2 separate regions of the Homo sapiens genome follow, and region 2 is linked to region 1. A link is an interaction called in ENCODE POLR2A ChIA-PET data of the cell type or tissue named here. Cell type or tissue: PC-3. All regions are shown on one strand. Each heading gives the region's core, and the rest is flanking DNA. Links, peaks and the distances in the headings are about the cores only. Region 1 has its middle 190 kb from the start of LINC02458. Region 2 overlaps LOC107984543 (a long non-coding RNA gene).

Evidence for each region. ChIA-PET counts read pairs that join two places held together with the same protein. Peaks named below come from ENCODE experiments on the same cell type or tissue, not always from the same donor. Only the 100,000 strongest peaks of a DNase experiment are listed, where the experiment ranks them.
Region 2: POLR2A ChIA-PET joins it to region 1 with 6 read pairs; 1 of 35 experiments calls an interaction of 5 or more read pairs at or near these places.

The regions. Positions count from the first base shown.
Region 1 is chr12:88,823,495-88,839,079 of GRCh38, reverse strand. No RefSeq gene overlaps it. Among named protein-coding and RNA genes, the nearest start is that of LINC02458, 190 kb to the left of the region's middle. In PC-3, for the core only: no CTCF peak of the experiment used is centred there; a DNase peak (open chromatin) is centred at 5,929; H3K27ac peaks cover 1,090 bases.
Region 2 is chr12:89,768,595-89,784,179 of GRCh38, reverse strand. All of the region lies in intron 2 of LOC107984543 (a long non-coding RNA gene), which reads right to left. Among named protein-coding and RNA genes, the nearest start is that of ATP2B1-AS1, 67 kb to the right of the region's middle. In PC-3, for the core only: no CTCF peak of the experiment used is centred there; a DNase peak (open chromatin) is centred at 8,629; H3K27ac peaks cover 1,762 bases.

The DNA of each region.
Region 1 (15,585 bases), core at 3,586-8,585:
GAGCCAACATACAGCTCAGGCTGTTACTTCAGAGGATGCAAAGCCTGAGCCTTGGTGGCTTCCAGATGGTGTTTTGCCTGTGGTTGCACAGAAGTCAAGAATTGAGGAAGGGGAACCTTCACCTAGATTTCAAAGGATGTATGGAAATGCCTGGATGTCCAGGCAGAAGTTTGCTGCAGGGGCAGAGCCCTCATGGAGAACCTCTGCTAGAGCAGTGTGAAAAAGAAATGTGAGGTGGGAGCTCCACAGAGAGTTCCCATTGGGGCACTGTCTAGTGGAGCTGTGAGAAGAGGGCCACCATCTTTCAGATCTCAGAATGGTAGACCCAATGATAGCTTACAATGTGTGCCAGGAAAATCCACAGAAACTCAATGCCAGCCTGTGAAAGCAGCTGAGAGGGGGCTGTATCCTGAAAAGTCACAGGGCTGAAGCTGCCCCAAACCATGGAATCCCACCTTTTGCATCAGCATGCCGTGGATGTAAGACATGGAGTCAAAGGAGATCATTTTGGAGCTTTAAGATGTAATGACTGCCCCACTGGATTTTGGACTTGCATGGGGCCTGTAGCCCCTTTGTTTTGGCCAATTTCTCCCATTTGAAATGGGAGCATTTAACCAATACCTGTACCCTCATTGTATCTAGGAAGTAACTAGTTGTTTTTGAGTCCATGGGCTCATAGGGAGAAGGGACTTGACTTGTCTCAGATAAAACTTTGGACTTGGACTTTTGGGTTAATGCTGGAGTGAGTTAAGACTTTGGAGGACTGCTGGGAAGGCATGGTTGGTTTTGAAATGTAAAAAGGGCATGAGATTTGGGAGGGTCCAGGGGTGGAATAATATGGCTTGCCTCTGTGTCCCCACCCAAATCTCATCTCAAACTGTAATCCATATGTGTTGAGGGATAGACTTGGTGGGAGGTGATTGAATCATGGGGGTGGTGTTTCCCATGCTGTTCTCATGATAATAAGTGAATTCTCACAAGATCTGATGGTTTTATAATGGGCTTTTTTTGCTCTCTCTCTCTCTCTCTCCTGATGCCTTGTAAAGAAGGCCCTTTCTTCCCCTTTGTGTTATGCCATGATTGTGTGTTCCTGAGGCCTCCCAGCCATGCAGGACTATGAGTCAATTAAACCTCTTTCCTTTATAAATTACCCAGTGTCAGGTATTTCCTTACAGCAATGTGAAAATGGACTAATACCCTTTTGAAGATTAGTTTTGTTAGATATATAATGTTGATTGACCACCTTTTTCTTTCAACACTTCAAATATATTATTCCACCTTCTGCTGCTCTTGGTTTCTGTGAGAAGTCAGTTATTAATATTATCAAGGAGCACTTGAGTTATTTTATCTTACTGCTTTCAAGATATTGCCTGTGTCACTGATATTCAGCACTATGACTATGTTGTGTCTGGGTTGGAGCTCTTTGAGTTTTTCCTGCTCAAAGGTTGTTTATTGAATTTTTGGATTTGTAGGTTAATGTTTCCAATCAATTTAAACAGTTTTGGGGCATCATTTCTTCAAACATTTTTCTTTTTATGTCTTTTTCCCACTCCTTTCCTTCTAGGACTGCCATTTTACATATGCTGGAACACTTAATGGTGTCCCACAGTTCTCTGTTTTAATTTTTCTCCATTCATTTTTCTTTGTGTTCCTAAGAGTGAAGAATCTCAATTAATTTATATTTAAGTTTACTGATTATTTCTTCTAACTTCAAGTTCACTGATTCTTCTGCCAGGTCAAATCTGCTGCCAAACCCTTCTACATAATTTTTCATTGCAGTTCTTATATTTTCTAAGTCCAAAATATCTATTGGTTAGTGTTTCTATAATTTCTCTCTCTTTGTTGACTTTTCTTTTATTGAACCTGGTTTAAGATGGTTTCTTTTAGTGCAGCATCTGGACTCCCTCAAAGACTGTTTCTGTGGACTGTTTTGTTTGTTTGCTTTTTTCTGTTATGTGCTGTATTTTCCTGTTTATTTCATGTTCTGATTTTTGATTGAAAGGAAGAATTTAGATAATATAGTTGATTCTCTTTATTTATGGTAGTTATGCTCTATAAAGTTACTGCAAATGCTGAATTAGAGAATATTGTATTGTTTCTCCTGTGGGATATATGTATATGTGTGTTTGTGTGTGTGTGTGTGTATATATATATGTATACATGTGTGTGTATATATATATAATTGCCTATGTGTGATATATGTATATGTGTGTATGTATACATGTGTGTATATATGTGCATATATATGTATGTGTATATATATGTGTATATGTATGTATATGTATATATATGTGTATAATACATATACATACAGGCTAAATGTATATATATACACATATACATATATCCCACGTGGGCAATAACACATATATAGCTCCTGTGGGATATATGTATATGTGTGTGTATATATACACATATATATATGCACACATATATATGTATATATACATGTATATATATACACACACATATATATACACACACATATGTGTGTGTGTTTCTGCTTACACACACACATGCACACATTATATATACCACATAGATTAGAATTTTGACAACTGAAAACAATTTATCCTGACAGACTTTTTAAAAACAATTTGCAAAAGAGAAAACAAGGAACAAGGTTCACAATTGTTAAGTGACTTGCCTGAGGCTGCCCTACTACTGTCTTAATCCTGTGGCCATCTTTGTATGAGAGGTAAAATAAGAATGCAGAGAATGTCGTCTTTGATCTCAGCTAAGAACTTGCACATTGGGTACTCAAACCTTTCATCACTCTGTACATTTACAGTCATGTGAACAACTGTGAAAGTACTTCAAGTATTGATTTTGGAGTTACAAATAGATTTTAGCAAGTAGGGAAATTCAAAAGTATGAAATCTCTGTATAATGGAAATTGTCTGTATATTGTAGCAATTCTCAAATCAGACCCCCTTTTGTTAGTGCTGTTTTGTTGTTGTTGCTGTTGCTGCAGTTGTTTGTTTATTTACTGACTTTCCAAGACTAATGCTGTAGGGTATATATTCCCCACAGTGTGTAGCCAATGAAATATTTGCTTTTCACTTATTTTTCTATCAGTTTATTTACTTCATTGCTTGTATTTTAAAATCTGTATTTATTGAATTCACCCCAGGTCAGCATAGCCTAGTGATCAGTCAGTGATTGGGCAAAATATTTCTTTGAGCCACTAAATCTTCCACACTGTTCTAAGGGATACGCGTACATGGGGGCACACCTTCAAAGTTTAATCAGTTTACACATCTGCATTAGCTTTCACTTCCTGCTTGCAGTGTTCACCAAAGTCACCCCATATGAATAAATAACTAGTGCTCCATTCAGTCTTTCCTGAGCACGTGCGCAGGCATACAAGTACTAGGACTTCTAGATCGCTAGTAATGGATTGAGGCTTTTCAAAACCCTTTAGGGTTGTGTCATTGCTTAGATCTTCCTTGCAAATTCTTGACCAACTGATACTTGCAATCTTAAGCAGTTGTAATATTAATTATTGCAGATAATTGTACTTGTTTTTGACAATGATCTGAAAATGAGGCTTTTCTGTTGAGCTGACCCCCAAGTCAGGCTAAATAGCAACAATGCCCTGGAAATGGGACTTTTCCAGAGAACTCTAAGTATAGTCAAATACAGAGAACACTCTGGGGAATGGTATAATTTGCAGAGTTCCAAAATGGATCAGCTGCATCCGGTGGGTGCAAGGCTGATGGTTAGGAGAGCTACCATGCCATGGACCTGGGTTTGGGATGGAAATATCCCCAAAATAAAATGCCACAGACTCTATTTTTGTTATAAAAATCTAATAGTTTTGCTAAACATTTTCTACTTTGTTGTATGCCTTTGGTTAATTTCTAGAGTTCTGAAATGGTTAATTTTGATAATTTTGATAACATTTTCTTTGTTTTTAATGGAGAAGAGTTAGCAAGGTCCTTACTCTGTCATCCAGGAAGTTCTACTTCAATCAATTATTTTTATCACTTTGACTGGAGACTAACATTCATAACAGCAACCTAGATTTTTTTTTACCATCATATTATGTTTATCTCTGTACCTATATCTCTATTCCCTAGCTAAACCAATAAGCTAATCACCATTAATATGTCTTTTTTCCAGTTATTCAACAGGTTTTTGAGCAACCACAATATGCACAATACTTTGCTATTTACTGTGGAGCATATTAAAGAAAACTTCAGACATCTACCTTACCCTCAAGGACTTTACAGTCAAATTGAATAAGATAGACATAATAAAAATAAATACAAAAACTTGAATTATGTAATGAGTTCCATAAAATAGTAGATGTAGGCAACTCAAAAAGTTCTAAGAAGTTATACTTTGTCTGAAGACATCATAGAATTCTTCATGAAGTTGTGACACAATACATTCATGGATGAGAATATTAACCCGTTGTAGTTTCTGAATATATTTTTTTACATGTCAAATAACCCAAGATGATATATGAGGCACTGACCAGGTTAATGGGGAGACATGTTGAAGCAAGCAGGTTTTCAGCATCCCTCAAATCTTACTATATCTGTGACATCCTAAAGAAACTGGGTTATGGCATCATCATTATCCTTGATCATCATTTATTTTAAAGATAAAATCATTTCATTTTTCCCTGTGCAAAAGTGAGTCATGATCACTCATTTGAAAGTTATTGCGAGAAATACTTTGTCATTGAAGGGCAAGGATAGTACTCCACATAGTTGGAGGAAACTAAAAGCAAAAGTTTGTGTATTAACAGGACCAACATTGCAACTACTTTCATGGTAATAAAGTGTTAACTTTTATTTCATCTGTGAGCAAGCTGGTCATGTCCATATTTGGTGCACTAGAAGATGTTGAATGAACAAATGGGGCATCTGTGGAAGCCCAAAAAGAATGAACATCTTCCAAATAAATGTCTGGGCAAAATAAGCAATCAAGAAACAGGTCTGTTCAATTCCACTGTGGGCTCTAAAAATAGGTATACATGAAAATAGAGTCAAGTGTTTTACAAAGTGCCTTGGCAATAAGAAGTGCTATTTCAGTGAAGTGTAAGTCCTAGGAATTCAAAGAGTTGGGCAAAGCAACTAATTGGCTAAGTTATAAACATGGTTTGCTAAAGGGAGACACATTAGTAATAATGACATGCATGGTGGGAACCCCTGCATACAGCACCATAAATCTGACTAACTAATGTAAGCAAGACAAAAACCAGCAGCTGAAACAAAAGACCTGAAAAACTTGCTGAAAAAAGTTCACCACAGAACTGTGAATAACTTAGTAGGAACAGTAATAGACAATGCCAGCCAGTCTTTCTACATGACTAGAGCATTACAATTTGAAAGTACTCAAATAAAGATGAAATACTAGATGTTGAAATGCATTTTGTGTGTTTACTGGAAGGTGGTTGATGTTAATCCTTTTAAATCTCTGTTCAGTATTAAAGCTTAGAGAACCCTTCATATGGCAGCAAAGTGTCATTTTTCAAAGGGGGTGTAATGGAAATAATCCTCATATTTGTTGCTTGATTTTTAGTCCTCATTCAGCTTATGTGAAATTGAGACTCATTTTACAGGCTGATTATGAAACATTATAAATCTCAACATTTAACCAAAGCACACATAAGAGTGAGTTCTAAATTATCCATCATCTAAAGTGTGGGAATTAAGATGATAAAGGCGGGCTCAGCTCCAAAAATGATGTTGCCATTTTCCATAAATGTGCTACTTTCTGGATGCCTTAAGTTATCAATAATTTTTTTACAATAACATATTTATTAAGCAGAATAAATCTGGATACCACAACAAAGACTACCACTTGAGACTTTGACCTCTGCATTTCTCTCCGGGGGACACTTTATATAGTATAAAATAGCACAGAATCCTCTTGTTTACTTAATGTGACACATCAGCACTTGAATTTCAAGCCAGGTCTATTGATGCTAATCTGTAATTCTCCTAAGCATGCCAGATGTGGTTTCTAATTTTCTGTGTTGACTCGGTTAGCCTGTGGTACTCAGTTTTTGGTTAAACACCAGCCTAGTTGTTGTGGTGAAGGTATTTCTTAGATGTGATTAACACTTAAACAGTTAAACTTTGAGAAAATAAGATTACCCTCCATAATAAGAGAATCCTCATATAATCAGTCGAAGGCCAAAGAGAAAAGACTAGAGTCACCCAAGGAAGAGGAAGCTCCACCTCTAGATTATCTTCAGACTTGAGACTGTAACAACAATACTTCCCTGGGTCTCCAGCCTCCAGCGGGCCCTGCATACTTTAAAGTTGTTGCCCACCTCCACCTCTCTCTCATGTTTCTGTTTCTCTCTCTCTCTCTCTCATAGCAGAACCATGATATTGGCTGTATTTCTCTGGAGAATTCTAATTTATCAGAGGAAAGAAGCTTTCCAACTTCTTCCATGCTTGGCCATCAGTGTGTCTGTACCACTTGTATAATCACCATGAGAAGTGCTGATACAGGTATAGGTATAAGTATAGGTATACATGGCAAATTGAATTCCTATAGTTATTGACTTGAAGTGATAGGCTTTCACTTAATATTGTGGTTGATAATACTTCTTGGAATGCTTCTGTTTTTCAGTTACCTAGTAGAAGTGAAATAAAGTTTTTATAAGCACTAGAAATTGAGTTGCAACATAAATCTATTGGCTTTCAGCAACAAGAAATGATGATTCTCTTCCAAAAGCAACACAAAATGGATGGATGTGGCTTTCTAGTAGTGGTGATATAGACAATAAAATATATAGAAATTAAATTCATTTTGATTCAAAAATATTTATTGAGCACCCACTATGTTCAGCGCTGGAGAGAAAAAGATAAGTAATAGCTCTGCCTTCAATAGGTCATTGTCCTGTGAAGAAGATATATAAACACACACACACACACACATGAAAATGTGTAATTAAGGCAGTGGGTAATAGGCAATTTTACTCCACCCTCCTACCTCAAAACCTATTAAAATAATAAATAATGACAAATTAAAAAAATCTTCACTAATACCAAGACATTGCTATAATTCCTGACCTCATGTTACAAAGCACGCCTAGACTGAAAAAAAGAACATGCAGAAATAAGTCCCCCCAAATTATATTCCAAAGGACATAAACAACATTTTTTAAATTAAAATGCCCCATTAGATCAATTTTGACACCCCAGAATCATAAAACAGGGAGCACTGAAAGGAAAAACCATGGTGGTGCACATGCCACTTCTATTGTCCATGATGAAGCTTCTCTGCCAAAGGACATAGCCCAGTGGGGAGGAGGATTGAAGAAGTTTTAAAAGACTATTAGATCCAGGTTGCTACACTTAACAATCTAAGAGAACATTTGCTCCTAGGGTGAAGGAAATAACTTACTTGATGAGAGTAGTGTTTGAAATAAATCCCCAAACTTTTCAACATAAAGTCCCACCACCATTCAAAGTTCAGTAATAGTCAGAAAGATACTATCATGGGAGCTATGTGTGAAAAGAAATAGAGAAAAAAAACAGACTGAAAGCAAGCAAGAATAGAGGGAAGGAACATGAGCAAAAGGCAGCTGGATAACACAAGAATAGTTAAATCATACAGTTCTATGGTACTGAATTGTAAAAACAATTTTTATCTTAAAAGAAAGAAATGAAAAAAAATCAAGAGTCATGTAAGTGTACAAAAAAATGATCATGAGACCACGTAAAAGAATGAAAATAATTCTTACAAAACTCAAGAAATGAGGGGGAAACAAAAATATCATCATGATGAAAAACATTCTAGAAACAACCAAAAAAATGGAATAAGTGCAACAGAAAAAGTCAGAAATATGGAGAATAGGTTACAGAAAATAACACCAAATATAGTGAAAAACATATATGTGAGGAATTTCAGAGAAGATAACTTAGGAGATATAACACATGCAAGAGGGCTATTTTTGAAGAAGAGAAAAGGAGTTGTTTGGAAGCTGTTAGGGCTGTTCACATATATTCTGATTTTCCAGGAATATGGCACAGTTGCAATCCTCATTTCCTTTGACAGGGATGGGCATGTGACTGGTTCGGGGCATTGAAATGTGAACTGTAAATGCTTTATAACTTAGTGTTTAATTTACTACACTCCTATTTGTCACTGTTTGGTCAACTGTAGGGACGTGTATCAAGAAGGAGTTTCCATTAGCTTGGGACCCTGAGCAACTATAATCAGCTGAGCCCCTGGTGAACCATGTTGCACTTGTATGAGCAAGAAATAAACTTTTGTTGTGTCATGACACTAATATTTTGCTACTGCAGCATAACTTAGACTGATACAAAAATGGTGTGGAAAAATATTCCAAGGTACACTGGCTGTTCCAAAAGAATTAGTACACTTTTAAGCTTTATTTATTTATTTATTTTATTATACTTTAAGTTCTAGGGTACATGTGCACAGCATTCAGTTTTGTTACATATGTATCTATGTGCCATGTTGGTGTGCTGCACCCATGAACTCGTCACTTACATTAGGTATATCTCCTAATGCTATCCCTCCCCTCTCCCCCGACCCCACAATAAGCTCCGGTGTGTGATGTTCCCCACCCTGTGGCCAAGTGTTCTCATTGTTCAATTCCCACCTATGAGAGAGAACATGTGGTGTTTGGTTTTCTGTCCTTGCGATAGTTTGCTCAGAATGATGGTTTCCAGCTTCATCCATGTCCCTACAAAGGACATGAACTCATCATTTTTTATGGCTGCATAGTATTCCACAGTGTATATGTGCCACATTTTCTTAATCCAGTCTATCACTGATGGGCATTTGGGTTGGTTCCAAGTCTTTGCTATTTTGTAAAGTGCCGCAATAAACATACGTGTGCATATGTCTTTATAACAGCATGATTTATAATCCTTTGGATATATACTCAGTAAAGGGGAGGCTGGATCAAATGGTATTTCTAGTTCTAGATCCTTGAGGAATCACCACACTGTCTTCCACAATGGTTGAACTAGTTTACAGTCCCACCAACAGTGTAAAAGTGTTCCTATTTCTCCACAACCTCTCCAACATCTGTTGTTTCCTGACTTTTTAATGATTGCCATTCTAACTGGTGTGAGATGATATCTCATTGTAGTTTTGATTTGCATTTCTCTGATGGCCAGTGATGATGAGCATTTTTTCATGTGTCTGTTGGCTGCATAAATGTCTTCTTTCAAGAAGTATCTGTTCATATCCTTCGCCCACTCTTTGATGGGGTTGTTTGATTTTTTCTTCTAAATTTGTTTAAGTTCTTCGCAGATTCTAGATAATAGCCCTTTGTCAGACGGGTACATTGCAAAACTTTTCCCCCATTCTATAGGTTGCCTCTTCACTCTGATGGTAGTCTATTTTGTTGTGCAGAAGCTTTTTAGTTTAATTAGATCTCATTTGTCTATTTTGGCTTTTGTTGCCATTGCTTTTGGTGTTTTAGTCATGAAGTCCTTGCCCATGCCTATGGCCTGAATGGTATTGGCTAGGTTTTCTTCTAGGATTTTTATGGTTCTGGGTCTAACATTTAAGTCTTTATTCCATCTTAAATTAATTTTTGTATAAGGTGTAAGGAAGAGATCAAGTTTCAGCTTTCTACATATGGCTAGCCAGTTTTTCCAGCACCGTTTATTAAATAGGGTATCCTTTCCCCATTTCTTGTTTTTGTCAGGTTTGTCAAAGAACAGATGGTTGTAGATGTGTGGTGTTATTCCTGAGGGCTCTGCTCTGTTCCAGTGGTCTATATCTCTGTTTTGTTAACAGTACCATGCTGTTTTGGTTACTCTAGTCTTGTAGTATAGTTTGAAGTCAAGTAGCGTGATGCCTCCAGCTTTGTTCTTTTGGCTTAGGATGGTCTTGGCAATGGGAGCTCTTTTTTGGTTCCATATGAACTTTAAAGTCATTTTCTCCAATTCTGTGGAGAAAGTCATTGGTAGCTTGCTGGGGATGGCATTGAATCTATAAATTACCTTGGGCGGTATGGCCATTTTCATGATATTGATTTGTCCTATCTGTGAGCATGGAATGTTCTTCCATTTGTTTGTGTACTCTTTTATTTCGTTGAGCACTGGTTTGTAGTTCTCCTTGAAGAGGTCCTTCACATCCCTTGTAAGTTGGATTCCTAGATATTTTATTCTCTTTGAAGCAATTGTGAATGGGAGTTCACTCATGATTTGGCTCTCTGTCTGTTATTGGTGTATAAGAATGTTTGTGATTTTTGCACATTGATTTTGTATCCTGAGACTTTGCTGAAGTTACTTATCAGCTTAAAGAGATTTTGGGCTGAGACGATGTGGTTTTCTAATTATACAATCATGTCATCTGCAAACAGGAACAATTTGACTTCCTCTTTTCCTTAAGCTTTAATAAGTTCAGAAATATGTTACCAATTTAGCAAGGTGTAGTGGCTCACACCTGTAATCCCAGCACTTTCGCAGGCCAAGGAGGGGGATCACTTGAGCCTGGGAGTTTGAAATCAGCCTGTGCAATATAGTGAGAACTTGTCTCTACCAAAAAATATTTAAAAATTAGCTAAGCATGGTGGCATGAGCCTATAGTCCCAGCTACTAGGGAGGCTGAGGTGGGAGGATCACTTGAGTCAAGGAGGCAGAGAGGTTGCAGTGAGCCAAGATGGCACCATTGCACTCCCACCTGGGTGACAGAAAGAGACTATGCCTCAAAACAAGTAAATAAATGTTACCAATTTGAAAAAATTTGAAAATTTCATTATCTATATTTTATACTTGTTAATTTTTTAAATGCATTTTAATTTTACTTATTGCTTGCCATCTTAAATCAGCTGTACCAAGAAACTTAAAAATGTTTTGTTTGAAATTTGCAATACTAAATAAGTATAAAAACATAGAAATAGCTTTCAAATTATGAAGTTGGTAATTTATTTGCTTTACTCACTACTTTGTGAGCTGCTTGATGAAAGAGACTGTGTCTTTTATTCATTCCTTCTTTTTCTTTTTTAAGGTGAGAACAGTGCCTGGCGTCATTTAGATGTTAAATAAACTTTTCTTGGACAGAACTGAATTGTTAATGCTTTCAATGTTGCTATATAGATCATGCAGGTTGGTTCTTTTGACTAAGGATTACAATGGAAACCATTTGGCCTCTATGTGTACATGCACAATTACAGTTGTCCCTGGAGATTATTTACTTTTGATAGTATGACCTGAAAATATCAACATAGAGTCATGCATGTGATCCCTGCAACTCAGGAGGAAGAGGTGGGAGGATCACTTGAGGCCAGGAGTTGGAGGCCAGCCTGGTCAACGGAGTGAGACCCCATCTCTCTTGAAAACAAAAAAGGAAAAGAAAAAAAAAAAGAATAAAGCATCTTAGATGCATAGGCTACTGATTGTTATAGTACGTTAAGTTTGAGATTGAACAATTGTGAAAGAGTCGACTGATAGAAGTCATTATATAATTATGTCAAAGTCAATGTTTTTTGAAACTAGTTTACAAATGACACAACAACATTTTACAATTTAAATGAAGTTCAAGTTGAGATATCTGGAAATGTAATTGACAGCATTTTTTTCTTTATTTGAAAGCACAGTGATCAATAATGTTTTGGGAAATAAATTACAGACATGAAACTGAGTGCATAAATACCTTAGTCTAATCTCCCTTTTAAATATCATAATTATCTTCTTTATTACACATTCAACTCTTATCAAATAATGTATGTGGTCCTTTAAAAAAACCCCAAAAGATTTCACCTTCATCATTAATACAGAAGAGATGTTGGTGGAGGAATCCTTTTTTGGTAAATCAAGTACCTGTGAATTTAATACTCTTTGGCTTACACTTTAGCTCCTGTTTTTGATTAAATATGTTTTCACACTGTCCTGGCTCTCCCCTATTTCTGTTATCACTATTACTTGTTTCCTTTGCTAACCCCTCTCTTGCCTTTTGTAGATAATTTACTGCGTTCAATCCTTAGCTCTATTATTCATAATCTCCTTGACAATCTCTTCAACTTCTGTGACTTAAAATATTGTCTGCACATTGAAGACTTCCATTTCAACATCATCAGCCCTAATAAATTTCCTGAGCTCTTCATTTTTATTTTTATTTCCTGGCAGACACGCCAACTAGAATTCTTTGTAACCTCTAAAAACTTACCAATCTAAAAACTGATCTTACTATTTCACCTGGGAATATCTTATCAGGATTTTATACCAATGGTTCTCAACTGAAGTTTTGAAGACAGAAGTTGAGGTTGTTAGGGAAGTGAGGTTGAATCAAAATCACATATGGATGTTTTCAAACCAACCTCTTTCCACATAATCTGTGCCAGAATTCCCTGATGCAGGGAATAAATAAAGTAACCATAAAATGAAAAAAACTTATGGGTGATTTTGCCCAACCTTCATTCCTTCACTACTTTCAACTGAAAATGGCTATGTTAGGCTCATAGATATCCAAACTCTTTCCTTCTTGTCCATTCCTTATAAATACCACCATGATATGTGATCAAAGGTCTGAGACTGAGCTGAGGGATTTCTTATTAACATGAGAAAGAGAAAAGAGAGAGAGAAGGGGCTGGCAAATTCTGTGGAATGGTTTAAATTATGAAACATCTCTAACATCAGATTCATATTCTTTTCTCCCGTTCTCTCTACAACTGCTTAATTTCAGGATTACCAGCGTACCTCGACTTCTGCAATGACCTAAGTGACTTCTCTGCCATTAGTCTTTATTCCAATCCCATCCATCCTATGCACTGCTACCAAGAAGTGTAAATATAAATATGTTGAGTGTGTGTATGTAATTGAAGTATAATTTAAATGTAATGCAATTAATCTATATTTAGTGTACAATTTGATGAATTTTGAAACTGTATACAGTCATGTAACACCAGGACCATCATGGTATAGAAAGTTTCCATCACTTGAAAAGGTTTCCTCATGCACCTTTGCCATTTGTCCCATCTGCTAATCTCCAGCCTCTGGACACTGCAAATTTTATGTGTATCTATATATATATGTATATGGAAAGGTAACGCAAAGGCTAGTAGAAAGTGTATGCAAAACATATGCCTGGAAAACATATATATATTTATATATATCTATATATTATATATATATCTGTAGTCATGGGGTTTTTTTGAATTTCAAATAAATGGAAACATACATCATGCAGTATTTACATCTGGCTTCTTTCATCAAGTATAATGCTTCTGAGTTCCATCAATACTACTGCATACATCAGTAGGTTGTTTCTATTTGTTACTGAGTAGTTATTCCAAAGTATGTCTGTATCACAATTTGCTTATCCATTCACTAGTTGTTGGGCATTTGAAATGTTTCCAATTTTCAGATAATATGAATATAAATATTTGTGAGAACTTATGCTTTCATTTCTCTCAGGTAAATATATAAAAAATAAGATTACTGTATTCCAAAGTGACTGTGCCATTTTGCATTCCCATCATCAATGTATGGGTATTCCAGTTGTTCCATATCCTTACCAACATCTGGTATTTTTACTCTTTTTAATTTTAGACTATTGATATTGAACAATTTTGTTTGGTGCTTATTTACCTTCATATGCCTTTGTCTGAGAAATGTCTGTTAAAATCTTTATGTATTTTTTTCATACTTTTGTCTTTTAGGTGTTGAGTTGTAATAGTTATTTATTATCTAGACACAAATGTTTTCCAGGCATATGTTTTGCATATACTTTCTACTAGCCTTTGGCTTACCTTTCCATTTTCTTTAACATTGTTTTTTGAAAAGCGAAAGTAGTAATTTTAATAAAGTCCAATTTAACATTTTTTCTTCCATGATTTATATATTTTGTAGCACATCTAAAAAATTTTTGCATAACCTAAGGTCACAAAGATTTTGTCCTTGTTTTCTCCTAGAATCCTTAGTTTTAATTTGTACATTTAGGCCTAAAATCATCCTGAGTTATTTGTGTATCTAATATGAGATAAGGGTCAAGGTTTTTTTTTATTTGCATAGAAATATTCAATTGTTTCGGCACTATTTGTTGAAAAAAGATGTCCTTTGCCCATTAAATTACTATGGCTCCGTTGTTGAGATTTTTGATTTCTCTTCTATTTCATTGATTTATATATTGGTCCTAATGCCAGCATCATGCTGTTTTAATTACTAAAGTTTTATAGTAACCTTGGAATTATGTCATACAAGTCTTCCAATTGTATTATTTTCCAGAATCATTTAAGCTATTCTAAGTTCTTAGAATTTTCATATGAATTTCAGAATAACCTTGTAAAATTCTGCAAAAAGAATTCTGATAGATTTTTAAAATTGAAATAGCATTGATTATATAGACAATTTTGGAAAAAAAATTAGAATATTAACTATACTAAACCTTCTAAAAAACATAGTATTTCTCAGTTATTTTGCTCCTTTTAAACTAATGTCAGCCACGTTTTCTGGCTTTTAATGTATAGAATTTGAATATATTTTGTTATATATGTCCCTAAGTATTTCGTATTTTTTTTGCTATTTTAAGCCATATTGTTTTCTAAGCATCATTTTCAGTTATGCTCTGCTAATAGATAGAAAAACAATTGATTTTGAACATTGGTTTTGCATCTACAAAGTCAATTGTTAAATTTACTTAAAAATTTTTGCCTTTTTATAGAATCCTTAGGATATTTTACATAATCAAACGCATCTTCAGCAAATAAAGACTTTATCCTACCATTACAGTTTGTATGCATTTTGTTTTTCTTGTAACCCTGGGTAGGTCTTTCAGTACAAGGTAGGAAAGAAGTGGAGAAAAGGGGGCATATTTACTATCTTTACTAATCTAAGGGAAAATATTCTGTTTCCACATTAAGTATGATGCTAATTGTAGGTTTCTCAAAAAGCCCTTTGTCATGTGGAATAAATTCTGATCTACTCTTTATTTAGCAAGAGTTTTGTTTAATTATGAATAAATGTTGAATTTTTGTCAAATGCTTTTTCTGCATCTATACATATGATTAATAAGTGAATTACATTAACTAGTTTTCCAATGTTGAAACAACATTGTATTGCTTGGGTAAATAACACTTGGTTATGTATATTTTACCTTTAATATATTACTAGATTATGTAATATTGCTAAACTTTAAGAGTTATAGGTCTAGGCTGAGCACAATGGCTCATGACTGTAATCCCAGCATTTTGAGAGGCTGATGCAGGCAGATCACCTGAGGTCAGGAGTTTGAGACCAGCCTGGCCAACATGGTGAAACCCTGGCTCTACGAAAAATACAAACATTAGCCAGGTGTGGTGGTGTACACCTGTAGTCCCAGCTACTGGGGAGGCTGAGATGGGAGAATCGCTTGAACCCGGGAGGCAGAGGTTGCAGTGAGCCAAGATGGAGCCACTGCACTCCTACACTCCAGTCTGGGCAATTCCATCTCAAAAAAAAAAAAAAAAAAAAAAAGAAAGAGTTATTGGTCTATTCAGTTGATACGTTTCTTTTTGGATGAACTCTGATAGCTATGTCTTTCAGGAATTTGCCCTAAGTTATCATATATGTCATCATAAAGTTCAAAGCATTCACTTATTTTCTTTTAAATACCTTTAGGATGTGTAATCATTTCTAATAATGGTAGTTTGTG
Region 2 (15,585 bases), core at 6,607-11,606, 940 kb before region 1:
CAATGCACTGATAACACTCACGAAGAATCATCTGATTTCATTGACTTACGATAATTACTACTCCAAAACCCTCTGTGCATTATCTTTCAGTAGTATCCCTTCCCAGTCACCAACAGTGAGTATATTAACTGGACCAATAAAGCATCCTTGAGGCATTCAGTCCTCCACTTACTACAGTGTTGACATCCTCTTTACCAGCTGGCCAATGAATAATCTAGCTCCAAAACCTCAGAGCGTTCCTGGCACTGACTAACTGAGGTCCAGCTCCCTAGAAAACAGACTCAGATGTAGATTGCATGCAGGAAGTTTTTTGGGAAGTACCAACAGGACAAACCTGTGACAGAGTAATGAAACCAGAAGTGAGTGAACAGGAGAAATTGAACGGTGATGTAATTGAAATGAAGACCTCAGCTGCTATCTGAGGGAGCTCTGGAGCTGAAATGACCCTTCAGGGTTGTCCTGAATTGAGGTAAAGAGGCTGATTTTTCTAATTTCCCCTTCCACAGAGGCTGCCCCTAGCCTAGGGAGGAGGTATAAACTTAGGCAAGGCAACTCCCTTTGGCAGAGGACAGTGCCCAGAGAAAGAAGATAATTCCTGGAGAGGAAATTGGCTGTTTGTCTCAGCAACTAACACTCCCAGCTGTCGACAGATGGAATGAGTGTCTCAGACATAAAACTGTGGTGGGGAGGAGGGCTGTGGAGGAGGCATCTGAGCAGTGCACCACAGCAGCCACTACAGGTTTTATCCTTGGTTTTGCCACTAGGAAGTTACAGGAACCTGAACAATCCACTCAGCCTTTTAATGTTTTTGTTTCCTTATTTGGATGCAAGGACAATGAGAGAGCTAAGTTCTTACCGATACACTTTGGATTCTGTTTGTTTTAAGAAGTATTCTAATTTCCTATTTTACTTATAAATTTAGTTTTTGAAAGGATATTTTCTACGGCAAAGGGGATTTTTTCTGATTTTCATAAAAACAGGTGGTTCTACCAATGTACTGCTTCACTTAAACTAACCTCAAAGTCAGGACTTAGTTTCCATGAACTAAGGATTTCTGACAGTCTCTCATCACTCTGCATCTTCACAAGGTATCTGAGTTTTACCATGCCACCTAGCTTCATTACTGTGCTGTAGAATCAATTGCTTTATTTTGTAATCATGAGTCACATCTATTCACTTTAAACACACAGACACACACACACACCAACTTTCAGTGATGAACATAAAAAAGATTTCAGAACACGATCTTAATAATGTCACTGTGATTGGGTACAACTGCTTTTAAATCAGCCTTGGGCTGGCAGGTGTGGTGGTACATGCCTGTAATCCTGGCTACTTGGGAGGCTGATGCAGGAGGATTGCTTGAGCTCAGAAAGGAGTTCAAGACCAGCCTGGGAAACACAGGGAGACCCTGTCTCAAAAACAATGAGAAAAACAAATCCCTGGAGAAAAGGTTTGTATCCCATTCTTAAATGTCTCTAAGGAGCTCTTTAAAAAATGATCAACCTGACTGTTAGGAAGTTCTTTCTGATATCTAACCTAAATCTCTCCTACTGCAATTTCAAACCACTTCCTTTTCCATCCTTAATGAATTAGGAAAGGAGCTGGTAATCACTGTCACCTGCCTGTTATAATCTTTCATATGTTTAACTTTATTAGAATTTATTTACACCTAAATATTCTCTCCCACATGACAATTTATCTCCCTTAGCCATTGTCTGCTTTTTCACTTTGAGCAGTATTTTTTAGTCTTGTAAATACATTCTCTAGCTTCTGTGTTTATCCCAGAAACTATGGAGACCACATTTAATGAGTTTTTAACATACCATGAATGATTTTGGGGTTTTGGCATGTTACAACCTCACATGGTTTACCTTTCAAACTGCATTAAACTATTCCTACATTAAAAATGTATATTAGATTGTTTAACCTCAAGGAAGAAGCGATTTTCCCACAAGACCTATTTATAAAGTATGATAGTATCTTCCCTTATGCGGGAAGCTAATGTAAACTATTAATGACATGTATCAGTTACAAAATGTTCTTAATGCTAACTCTTTCCAAATAATGTTTAAAATAACAGACTCATTTTGTCCACTGGAGTTTGGTTTTGAAAGATAAACATTTTAAGTATTGCTGGTTCAATATCAATACTTGGAAAGTAGCTATTTTTTCTGAGAGCAGGCTTCATGACATCATTTGGCAGATGTGAATTTCTTGACATTGTTCCTTAAATGCGACAATCTTTTACATATAACATCTTTCCTGATGTTTACAAAATTAGAAAGAAAAATGAATGGAGCTGCTTCACAGATTTATCTTTAAGCAAGTAAAGTTAAAAAGTATTACCCACATAAAGAAAAAATAGATAAAGCTCAAATTTTATATTTGGGGACCACATGGAAGAAGTATACAAAAGTATGTCACTTTTAACCTGATACATCAAACATGAAGACGGTTTTAAACATTTGCAGGGATTTCTATATTCTATGTATGAGTAAATTTTATCCTTACATAGAAAGTAAGTATATCATATATACTTGTGTTTCAGGCCACAACCTCCTTCATAAACCTCTGCTTAATAACTTCATCATCTCTGCCTAAAAGTTGGCTACCAACAAATGCCTGTCAATATGGGGATCTCATGCACACTATAACCTAGGTATCCTCTAGTCTGTAGGTATGCTGCCTGTCACCTCTGCTTCTTGAGTTCACATTGCTCTTAACATTCTCCCAATTCTGACTGACAACACTGGGCTGACCTATCTGACACTGCTGCTGCAAGTGTTCCACATTGGCCGCTCTATACACAGACTGAGAAGGGCAGCTGAATGGTTGTGCAAAATCCCATTGCACAAAAATATCTTCCTCATTTCCACCCACTCATACACTTAAACATATGAAGCATGCTTTACCCTCATGGTAGATGCTTTATGTGCATTATTTATGTACAATAAGCTTTTGAATGTAAGTACTGCTGTCACTATTCTACATCTTAGAAAATTAATTTCAGAGAAATTAAATATATTGCTGAAGCCACACAACCAGTGTCTGCCCCACAATGGGCAGAGACAGGATTTGAATAGGTGTCTATGACTTCAGTGCATCGGCATTTCTCATTATATCCTGTATATCCCCCACCACCATGTTCAGGCAGGATAGCTTAGTGGTTCAGAGTAGGAACTCTGGAGTGAAACTGTCTGGTTTCCAAACCCTGACTCTGCCACTTCTTACTTTATGACCTGCTTAGCGTCTTTGTGCTTTGGTTCCATGATCTGTAAAATGGATATAATATTAGTATGTAACTTTTTTTTTTTTTTTTTGAGACGGAGTCTTGCTCTGTCGCCCAGGCTGGAGCACAGTGGCGCGATCTCGGCTCACTCCAAGATCCGACTCCCGGGTTCACGCCATTCTCCTGCCTCAGCCTCCCGAGTAGCCGGGTAAAGTTGGTATAAGGATTAAATGTGTTAACATAGGCCAGGCGTGGTGGCTCACACCTGTAATCACAGCACTTTCGGAGGCTGTCAAAGAATTGCTTAAGGCCAGGAGTTTGAGACCAGCCTGGAAAACATAGCAAGATTCCATCGCTATAAAAATAAATAAAAATAAAAAAATAGCCAGGTGTGGTGGCACAAGCCCGTAGTCCTAACTTCTTGGGAGAATGAAGCAGTAGAATTGCTTGAGCCCAGGAGTTCAAGGTTGCAGTGAGCCATGATTGTACCACTGCACTCCAGCCTGGGCAAGAGAGTGAGACCTTGTATAAAAAACAAACAAAAAAATGTGTTTATATATAAAGCACTTAGAATAAAGCCTACCACATAGTAACTGCTATTAAATTGGCTACTGTTATTATATTCTTATTATGCAATAAAAAGATCCTACTGAAAAGCAAATGATATAAAGGAAGGAAGAGGGATGGTAACATAACATACATCAATAACCCACTCTAGAGTCTGAAAACTGATAACTAGTTCTCAGGGAAATGGAGACACTGAGCAAGTCTAACTGTTGGATAAAGATGGAGAGGGGCTGCAGTGACAAATACTGAATAGCAAGGGACACCAAAGCCTAGAAAAGGTTGGAATCAACAAGAAGGAAGCACACAGCTTCCTTCCTTCCACTTTAAAATTTTTCCTTCCACTTTAAAATTTTGTTGAATGTCATCCTTAATGGTATTTTATTCCTTAATGGTATTTTATGCCATATTGGTGATGATGGTGGTGGTGGCTTTATGACATCATTTTGGTCCATCCTATTTTAGATATAACAACTATCCTCATGTTGACCCACAATTCTCCCAGGATGTTTATTCAGTAAAATATATATACATCTTTAACTCAAGTATATTAATGAAATTATGAAATATCATTATTCATTTTTAAATTTAACATTAAATATGGCAGATGGGAAAATAATTATAAAACTACTTGCAGTTATATATGAGACCACTATTAAATCTAGGCCTTACATTTTTCACTTTTTCCTAATTTGGGTCAATATCTAATGCCTAATAAAGTTCACAGCATGTTTGACAGCATTCCAAATATGCTGTATTCTTCTTTATTTGAATTTCAACTCCTTTATTTAACATTCTACTTCTTTGTCAATTAGTGCCTCAAAGGATGATAGCCTGCCTAAGCAGCAAAATTCATGGCAGCTTTCAACTTTGTATTGTGCCTAGTACCAAGATTTTTAAATGCTCTAATCATCTTGTCACACTTCTAAAATTATAACATTGGTGGTGTGATCAAAGGCTGAGATTCCATTGAGAACTTCACCTAGGATTTAATCTGACTTCCTGCAGATGCTAGTTGGGAACATATAATAAAGTTTATTAGTGTGTAGTTATTCATTATGTAAAGAATTGCATCATGCAGAGGAAAGAGGTGAGGGTCAGGAAAGTTACTGAATCATCAGAGTAAAGATGAGTCCATTTATACCTTTACTCCTGCCATTGTTGCTAAGGTAGTCAGACAAATTCAGATTTCCAACTACCAGTTCAAATAAGCGACTACTATATTGGAGTAATAGAAACCTGAATGCCTACACTACAACATAAAACCAGTGGAAGTGTACCATATTATCATGAATGCTTCAGTGAATTTTTAATAATGGCTAATACTCCTTTCATCCTTTTAATAAAATAAACCCTAATGCTAATGAGAGCTATAATTTTATGGGTGTCTGTTAGTATATCAAAGACACCAACTAGAATTACTTTAATTCCGTTATTAAGTAACTTTCAATGGCAAAAACCACGATTACTTTTGCACCAACTTAATATATGACTTTACAGTAATTCCTCTTCAGTTACCATTGTACTAGCATTTTGGCAGACAGAAAACAATAAAAATTAACATACCTTAAATATGTGTATATGATCAATATTTACAAAGTGTTTTCAATGGCAAAGTTTCATGAGTCATATGTAGCAATCCTGTGTCATAGTTTGGATAGATAGTAGTATTATTTAATATTGTCCTCATTTTAGAGATTAAACATCACAACAAAGCAAACAAACAAAAAATTTAAGTACTTGCTTTAGGGTCCTAGGTAGCAAATTGCAGATCTGAGACTCAAACAATTTCCGCTCTAAGGTAGCCTACAGATTCATTGATGTAGCAAGAGGTTTACAAAAATGTTACCTTAAAACCTCTTGATATGAGACAGATAATAAATAAGAGGTAGTTGCCTAAATGAAGAGAAAAGATAACAGACACTTATCAAGTTAGAAAGCAAGAAAGTTCCTTTGTGCCTTTTTTTGGTGGGAAAGGAAAACCTTCCTATGAGAATTATAACTTAACCTGAACCTTCATGTGTTTCTAAAATGTGCAGAGGCAGATGAGAAAAAGCCTGGACTCCACATGTGACCATAGTAAATATTTCCACATGTAAAATAGTAGTGTCAGACATCTGTCTGGGTGTAGTGAGATAGTAATCAGCCTGGCGTGTGGTGGGGGTGGGAATTTCTCTCTCATTGGAAAGTAGTAGGTGATAGTGGTTGTCTTAGTCCACTCTCACACTGCTATAAAGAACTGCTTGAGACTGGGTAATTTATAAAGAAAAGAGGTTTAATTGACTCACAGTTCTGCATGGCTGGGGAGACCTCAGGAAACTTACAATCATGGTGGAAGGGGAAGCAGGCACATCTTACATGATGGCAGGCAAGAGAGAGAAGTGCAAGCAGGGGAAATGCCAGAAGTTTACAAAACTCTCAGGTTTCATGAGCACTCATTCACTATCATGAGAACAGCATGGGGGAACCACCCCCCAGGGTCCAATCACCTCCCTCCCTGGACATGTGGGGATTACAATTCAAGACGAGATATTGGTAGGAACACAGCAACCAACCATATCAGTGGTAGACAAAACAGAAGAGATTAAATAATAGAGAGCTTTATGTCAGGCAAGAAATTTGACCTAGATGCAGCAAGCATTCAGAAACCACCCAGCGTTGGAGTAAAGGAAAAGATAATCCAACCCCATAGAGAGGGACTAGAAGGGTAGAGGCCATGCAAATGAGATAAGCAAGGTGAAGCCCTGTATTAGGGATGGCACTAGGACATTAAGAAAGAAACCAAAGACTGATATGTGTTCAATGCAAAAGACAAAGGTGATCCTGGAGATTAGAGCGACCTGTATGTTGATGGTGTTATTGACTAAGAAAGCTAATCTGTCTGACTGTTGAGCATGTATTTGAGAGTCAACAGGGGTGCAATTAATAATATTTGTAAAATGGCTTTGTAAAATACCTTTGATAAAATATTTGTAAAGTGACTTTGATAATAATTGTAAAATGCTTTACTGAAAGCAGGCTATGTCCTAATTCAGGATAGTTTCTTTCAGTTGGAGACAAAAGAATGATTTATAAATGATTCATTTGAATCCTTCATAAAATGTCTTACTTCCCACTGTATCTTTAAAATACAATCCTAGGGCATATGTCCAGAGTTTTAAAATTTGAAAATTGCAATTGTTTGGACACTGTAGAAACAAGACCAAGGATCCAGGCACCCTGGAAAGAACTGTATTCCCAAGGATTCCTTACAAAGGAAAGATGGGACTCCATCTCCTGCCTTTCTCTTACACTTGTCTTAGAAACCCTCAGTCTAAAACTTCTTTATTCCTGTTGGGATCTCCAAGCAACTGACAGTCGCTATCACTTTCGTATTGTCTCCTTACCTATATCACTACACTTCTCTCCTTACAAAAATTACTTGTTTAAATATACCCTCAACTCCCTTGCCCTACTCCTCCTCATCTGATCATTGACTTCAAGAATTAATATGCTCAGGCCTTATGGATATGGGGCCTCTGCACTTATCATCCTACATTTCTGGGGAGCCCTTATTATAATCACCATCGAAAGGAGTTTTAACATTGTGAAAATTGAGCCTCAAAGAAACTGAGTAAGGTCACACGTGGATGGCAGCATATGGATTCAAATCTAGTTCTTCTGGTACAAATTTAATGTTTGTAAAAGGGCCTGATTCTTCTCAAAATATGCAGGTAGAAAAAGAAAAGGACCTACTATAGAATGTCCTTACAAGAAATAAAAGAAGGAAAAGGAACAAGATAGGAAAGGATACCACTATCTTTAAAGAGTAAATATACAGAGAAAATAAAAATAATTTTAAGGTAAAATAATAAAGTATAAGCTAGATAAATAAATGCTAAAAAGATATAAAGGCAAGAGGTACTCAGAGTGACATAAGATTGTTTTTAATCTATTATGTGTTAACACAGAATCCAAAAATTATATCGTATTCTGCTATACCATTAGGAGTATTTCCTGAGGTTCAAAAATTAAAATAAATGATAAAATGTTTTAAATCTGGAAATTTAATAGTTTCCATATATTTAGAAATTGGGTTTGATCATGTTTTCTTCTAGGAGTGCCAAATGCTGTGTTTTCCCTCTCTACTTCAGTAAACAGGTCGTTTCTTAGTGCTTACCTCAGGGTACAACCATCATTATCTCACAGCTTAGTCTGAAGTTCAACAACTGAAACTCAGGGAATCGTCCACATAAATGAATGTTTAGCTCGTACAGCACTACAGAAAACAAAGTGCTTCTTTCTAATGGATGAATCATAACATAATGTGGACCTTCTCAAAAAAGAGCTTGACTCCTTTTTAATGTGCAGTTCTCTAATAATTTCATAAGCACTAAAGATTTCAGTCAATTTGGATTTTGGAGAATAAATAATTCACAATACAGTTCTTCACTGGAATGTGACTCTATTTCAGTGGTCCTCCTTCTTGACCAGGCATCAGAATCACTTGTAACGCTTTACAAAAACACTTGCTGAATCAGAACCTCTGAAGGTGCAGCCTGGGCTTATTTGTCTGAAAAAAGACTGCAAATAATTGTAATGCACAAGCAAGACTGAGAATTCAGATGTAAGGAATCCATAAATAGTTCTTTGATGAGATTTCCCTGAGGAGAGTTAGTTAGAATATTGCCATACAGACTTAAAAAAAAATTCAGCGTTCTTGATAAGGAGAACTTGACACTAAGAAGAGCTACCTCAATTTTATTGCTCCACAAAACAGCTGTCATTCCACAATCTGTACACCTCCAGGCTATCCCACTTTCAGCAGCTGCAATAAATTCCAAGCATATTTCCAATGCAAACTGACCCAGCCTTTGAATCCAAATGTCTTCAACCCTCTCCTAAAGTTTAACCATAAATGTTCACTTCGGTTCAACTTTCCATTTGTCTTATATTAGTCAGCTGGTATGGTTTAAACATTTATAGATAGAAAAGCTCAGATATGGTCCAAGTTTTATCGTAATCAAATGTTAACTGGGTTGTGCATGCTACCTAGTATTTGACTACTGTGGACATTTAAGAGTAATTACTGTCAATGAATCTTGGCTTTTTTTTTTCCTTTAGAAAACGATTACTAGACACTGTGCTATGTTCTGGGACACAACCACACCCTTAATTTGCTAATATTCTAATAGAAAAGCATTTGCTTGACAACTGTTTATTGAATGGATGCAAAGATGCATAAGATATAATCTCTGCATTCTGAGACATTACCGTCTATGTGAAGAGGCAGATTTTTGAACAAAAATTTCCTCTACAATTTGGTGTCATGAAAAACTAGAGTCATTAAAAAATAATTACAAAGGAAAATAAATATATATGAGGAAAGTCAGTGTAGGCCTTACAGAGAAAGTGGCATCTAAACTGGAAGAATGAATGGAAAGAATATTACAAACAGAAATATGCAAATCTCATAAACAAGCAAACCATAACACATTCAGGGAAAAGTGAGAACTATGTGGAATATTTAGCACAAGGCTCACTGACTCTCTCTGTTACCACCCTTGTCATCATTCTTAATAATTTCAACAGACCAGTAGATATCTGTCTAATTGCCTGGGCCTCTAGGCTTTCCATTTCCAACAACCATTTCCTTAATTATTCCAAGCTCCCACTCCTACCATTCTATCCTTGTCATTACAATAACTGCGTACACCTCTGAAATCTCAAGTTTAAGTTTTTCAAGCATTGTTTCCTGAAATACCACCTCCTACCATTCCTGTACACTTGCCTTAGGAACCCTCCCTCTAAAACTTCTTCATTCCTGTTGAGATCTCCTAGCAATTAACAATCCCTAGCACTTCTTCATTGTCTCCTTACTTGCATCACCTCACTTCCCTCCTTACACCAATTACCCACTTACAAATACCCTCAACTCCCTCATGCTACTCCTCATTTGATCAAAGCCCTGACTAAACTCAACTCTCTACCTATTCCATGCCCAAACACTGTCAATTGAACATAACTGGAGAAAAACTCCAAAACATGCCAACTAATCCTACTTTACTTTTATGACCACTGATGTCAGAAGAAATCATTCTCTTCCCAGAGCCTTAGCTATTGTTCTTCCTTTTGCTTAGACTGGTTTCCCCTCAGATATTCACATGGCTTGCTACCTTGACTTATTCAAGTCTTTGCTAACGTGTCACCTTTTTTCATTTTTTCATTTTTTTTTTGAGACGGAGTCTTGCTCTGTCGCCCAGGCTGGAGTGCAGTGGCGTGATCTCGGCTCACTGCAGGCTACACCTCCCAGGTTCACGCCATTCTCCTGCCTCAGCCTCCGGAGTAGCTGGGACTAGAGGTGCCCGCCACCACGCCTGGCTAATTTTTTGTATTTTTAGTAGAGATGGGGTTTCACCATGTTAGTCAGCATGGTCTCAATCTCCTGACCTCGTGATCAGCCGGCCTCGGCCTCCCAAAGTGCTGGGATTACAGGCGTGAGCCACTGTGCCTGGCCAATGTGTCACCTTTTTAAAGAGGACTTCCCAGGACTATCTTGTCTAATGGAGCCCCATCTACCCTAGCCTGTCTCTCTCTACCCATTAACTCTGCTTTATTTTTCTTTATACAACTTATCATGAAACTTTGTTTATCTTTGTCACCTCCACTAGACTGTAAGCACCCTGAGGGCAACAATGGTGTTTGTCATGTTTACTACTATATGTCCATGTGGCTGGCACATAGTAAGGGTGATGGTTAATTTTATATGTCAACTTGATTGGATCACGTGTTGCCCAGATATTTCATTAAACTTTATTCTGGGCATGTCTGTGAAGGCTTTCTGGATGGGATTAGCATTTTAATCAGATTGAGTAAAGCAGATTGCTATCCCATATGTAGATGGGGCTCATCCAGTCTGCTAAAGTCCTAAGTAGAACAAACAGGCAAAGCGAGGGAGAATTGCTCTCTCCGTCCTACCGTCTTCAAGCTAAGACATCATATTCTCCTGCCCCTGGGCTTAGGCACAGACTAAAACTTACATCACCAGCTCTCCCGAGTCTCCAGCTTGCTCACTATAGATCCTAGGACTTGTTAGCCACTATAACTATACGAGCAAATTACTTATAATAAATCTAGATAAATAGATAGAGAGTGACAGAGATAGAATAGATTTAAGTATATATGTAAATCTGTATCTACTGTACTGGAGATAAGAGTCTCCTTCAGGGTGCACATAAGTTTTCAGATTATTTATGCAGTGCTTGATCTGGGAGTCCAAATCCTTGAGCTCATCCTTTTCTTTCACCACTTTGTCCAGTGACATCAGTAGCAAACAGCCAATCTCATTATCTTTGTTAGTTTTCGAAAATATTTGAAAGTATCATACATACAGTTACCTATTCTTTGCTCTATCTATCTATCTATCTATCTATCTACCTATCTATCTTATCTTTCTATATGCCTGAGTTCTCCAGGGTAACAGAACTAATAGAATATATAATATATATAATATTTTGGTAACAAGAGTGTTTCTAAAGGAATAGAATTTTAAGGATGAGTTTTCTGAATTGCTTCTGGGGTTTCTGGAATTGGTTCTCTAATCGGATTAGGTTTGAAAATGCTAAGGACTCTGTTTCTAGCAATAAAATAGAGCACTGATAGCCCATGGTGTGATCTGGCAATGGATATATACAAGATATCTCCAATGGATCCTCCTAATCAACCACTTATAAGAAGCAAAGAATAGGGAACTGTACTTATGATACTTTCAAATATTTTTGGAAAACTAACAAATATGAGGTTGGCTGATTGCTCCTAACATCACTAGACAAAGTGGTGAAAGAAAAGGATGAACCCAAGGATTTGGATTGCCAGCTCAAGTACTGCATAAATACTCTGAAAACTTCTGTGAACCCTGAAGGAGTCTCCTATTTCAGTAATTGTAGGGTTGAGACTTTTGAAAATCCAACACAGAATCTCAACTTGAAACTAGCTGAATTACAACACAAGTTAAACTTCCAGCCTTGCAGGGTGTCTACTGTTAAAATGAGGGCATTGACTGGGAAAAAAACATGGTACCCTGTATGTTGGAATGGGTACATGTGGGAAGACCCTGATGAAGCTGGGGACATTGAGCCTCTAAATTCTGAAGAGTCTTCTTTGTCAGTAGAAGAGGCCTCTCCACCCCAATCTGAAGTGGGGTAAAGAGGTCTATATTGCCTAGGGAAATTATAATTGCCTCCCCTGAGGCAATAGTCATACAAGACAACTGCTGGTTCTCCTTAGGACCCACCCTACAACTCCCTTTGCTTTTAGACCTATAACTAGACTCAAGGCCCAGCAGGACCCTAAAGGTGAGGCTGAAAGTGTTACCCATAATGAGGTATACTACACTCTAAAAGAATGACTTGAGTTTTGTTAATTTATACAGACAGAAATCTGGGAACTTGTGTGAGAATGGATATTGAGAGTGTAGGATAACGGTGGAAAAAGCATAAAGCTGAATCAGGCTGAATTTATTAATATGGTCGCACTAAAAGAAATTCTGTATTTAACATTGTAGCTTAGGGAGTTAGGGATGGCTCTAAAGGTTTGGTTAGTAGGTTGGCTGAAACACAGACCAAAAGGCAGCCCACAGAGAGTGAACTGGAAAGCCAAATCTGCCTTGGTTTAATGCAGCGGAGGAGATTCAAAGGCTTAGGGAAGGCTGGGTGTGGTGGCTCATGCCTGTAATCCCAGCACTTTGGGAGAAGACCAACCTGGTCGACACAGCAAGACCCTATCTCAAAAAAAAAAAAAAGCTTAGGGAGACTGGAATGTGAGAGATGTGAGAGTAGGTGTTTCATATAACAGCTACTTTTCCACACTGAATGGATCCAGAAGACATACCTTTCACCACAACTATGAAAAGTAAATCCATGAGGGGAGCCCTGGCATCCTTGAAGAGCTCTGTGATTATTCTTTTCCATAGGCCAGACCTTACAGTGGGAACTACAGTCACTGAACTGGAAAATGTAAGTGTAATGGGAGAAAGTGAATCCCAAGGATGGCAGGAGTCAAGTGGCAGCACTCAACTACCAAAGGCAAAGTGGGTGTGGTTATCATAATGGAGATCAGAGTCAAAGCAGCAATCAGAGTAGTTTGACTCATGCAGACCTATGCAATTGATGGGTTTATCATGCTGTACCTACAAGTGAAATAGATAGGAAGCCTACTAAATTCTTACTTGATGTGTATAAAGAGAAAAGTTCGAGGTCAAGTGAACAAAACTTTGAATCATAAATCAGAGAGTCACAACCCTTCAATCAATTCCAATAATTGAGCCAATTTATAGGCCCAGAACCACTTAAATGAAGAAGCCAGGTCTCCTTGAAGAAAGACTGCCAAAAGTTTGTGCTGCAATCTTTCTCCCAACCATCCATAAAGAGACATACAGCCTTTTATCAGGGTAACTGTGTACTAAGGAAAAGGAACTAATATAACTTTTCAAGGATTACTGGATATTAACTCCAAATTGACACTAGTACTAATTCCAGGAGATCCAAAACATCACTGTGGCCCAACAACAGTCAGAGTAGGGGCTTAGGGAAGTCCGGTGATCAATAGAGTTTTAATCAAGCTCCATGTTACAGTGAGTCCAATAGGTCCCTGAAACAATCCTGTGGTTATTTTCCCAGTTCTAGAATGCATAATTGAAATAGATATATTTAGCAGCTGGCAGAATCCCCACATTGGTTCACTGAGCTGTGGAGTGAGGGCTATTATGCTATGAAAGACCAAGTGGAAGCCACTATAACTGCCTCTGCCTAGGAAGATAGTAAGCCCAAAGCCATACCACATTCCTGGAGAGATTGCAAAGATTAGGGCCACTATCAAGGTTGCACCATCATTGAAAGATGCAGGTGTGCTGATTCCCACCACATCCCCATTCAACCCTCCTTTCTGGCCTGTGCAGAAGACATATGGGTCTTGGAGAATGACAGTGTAGTATTATAAACTTAGCCAGATGGTGACTTCAATTGCAGCTGCTGTCTCAGATGTGGTTCCATTGCTTGAGCAAATTAACACATTTCCTGATGACTGCTGTGCAACTATTGATCTGGCAAATGTTTTCTTCTTGATACCTGTTAGTAAAAACCACCAGAGGCCATTTACTTTCAGCTAGCAAGTCCGGCAGTCCACCTTCACTGTCCTACCTCAGGGGTATAACAACTCTCCAGCACCATGCCATAGTTTAGTCCACAGGGACCTGGATTGCCTTTCCCTTCCACAAGATATCACATTGGTCCATTACATTGATGACATTATTCCACTTGGACTTAGTGAATAAGAAGTCGCAACTACTTTAGACATATTGGTAAAAAAAAAATTGTAGATCAGAGACTGGGACATAAATAAAAAAAAAATTAGAGGTCTTCTACCTCAGTGAAATTTGTAGGACTCCAGTGGCATGGCTCATGTCAAGATACTTCTTTTAAGGTAAAGGATAAGTTGTTCCATCTGGCCCCTCTTACAACCAAGAAAGAGACAATGCCTAGTGGGGCTGTTCGGATTTTGGAAGAAACATATTCCTCATTTGTATGTATTCTCCAGCCCATTGACCAAGTGATCCAAAAAGCTGCTTGTTTTAAGTGGGGCCCAGAGCAAAAGAAGGCTTTGCAATAAGTCCACACTGCTGTGTAAGCTGCTTTGCCACCTGGACCATATGATTCAGCAGATCCAATGGTACCTGAAGTGTCAGTGGCAGATAGGGATGCTGTTTGGAGCCATTAATAGCCCCCTATAGGTGAATCGCAGCACAGGACATTAAGATTTTGGAGTAAGCCCTGCCATCCTCTTCAGATAACTACTCTCCTTTTGAGAAATACCTCTTGGCCTACTACTGGGCCTTAATAGAGACTGAACACTTAACCATGAGTCACTAAGTTACCATTTGATCTGAGCTGCTGATCTGAACTTGTTGTTATATGACCCACCAAGCCATAAAGTTAGTTGCGCACAGCAGGATTTCATCATCAAATGTCAATGGTAAATACGTGATTGGGCCAAAGCAGGCCCTGAAGCCACAAGTGAGTCACAAGAAAAAGTGACTCAAATGCCCTCAGTCCCTACTATTGCTACATTGCCTTCTGTCTCCCAGCCTGCACCTATGGCCTCATGAGGAGTTCCCTATAATCAGTTGACCAATTATAATATTACAATCAGATTATAATCAGAGGAAAAGAAGACTCAGGCCTAGTTTACAGATGGTTCTGTACAATATATTCCCCAACGTCCTGAATAAGCTAGGTTAATATAATGACCTTTTGAAGATTCAATTACAGTTCCAGCTAAGTGGCAATACCTTACAGTGCTGGGGCAGTGTTCTCCAGAAGGCTGTATATGCTCTGAATCAGCATCCAATCTATAGTGCTGCTACACCCACAGCTAGAATTCACAGGTCTAGTAATCAAGGGGTGAAAATGAGAGTGGCACCACTCACTATTATCTCTAGTCACCTACTAGCAAAATATTTGCTTCCTATTCCCACAACCTTATGTTCTGCTGGTCTAGAGGTCTTAGCTCCACCAGGAAGAATGTGTCCACCAGGAGACATAACAATGATTCCATTGAACTGGAAGTTAAGACAACCCCCTGGCCACTTTGAACTCCCCATGCCTCTGAAAAAACAGGCCAAAGAAGGGAGTTACTGTGCTGGCTGGAGTGATTGATCCTGACTACCAAGAAGAAATTAAGTTGCTATTCTACAATGGAGATAAGAAAGAGTACATCTGAAATATAGGAGATCCCTTAGGACTTTTCTTAGTATT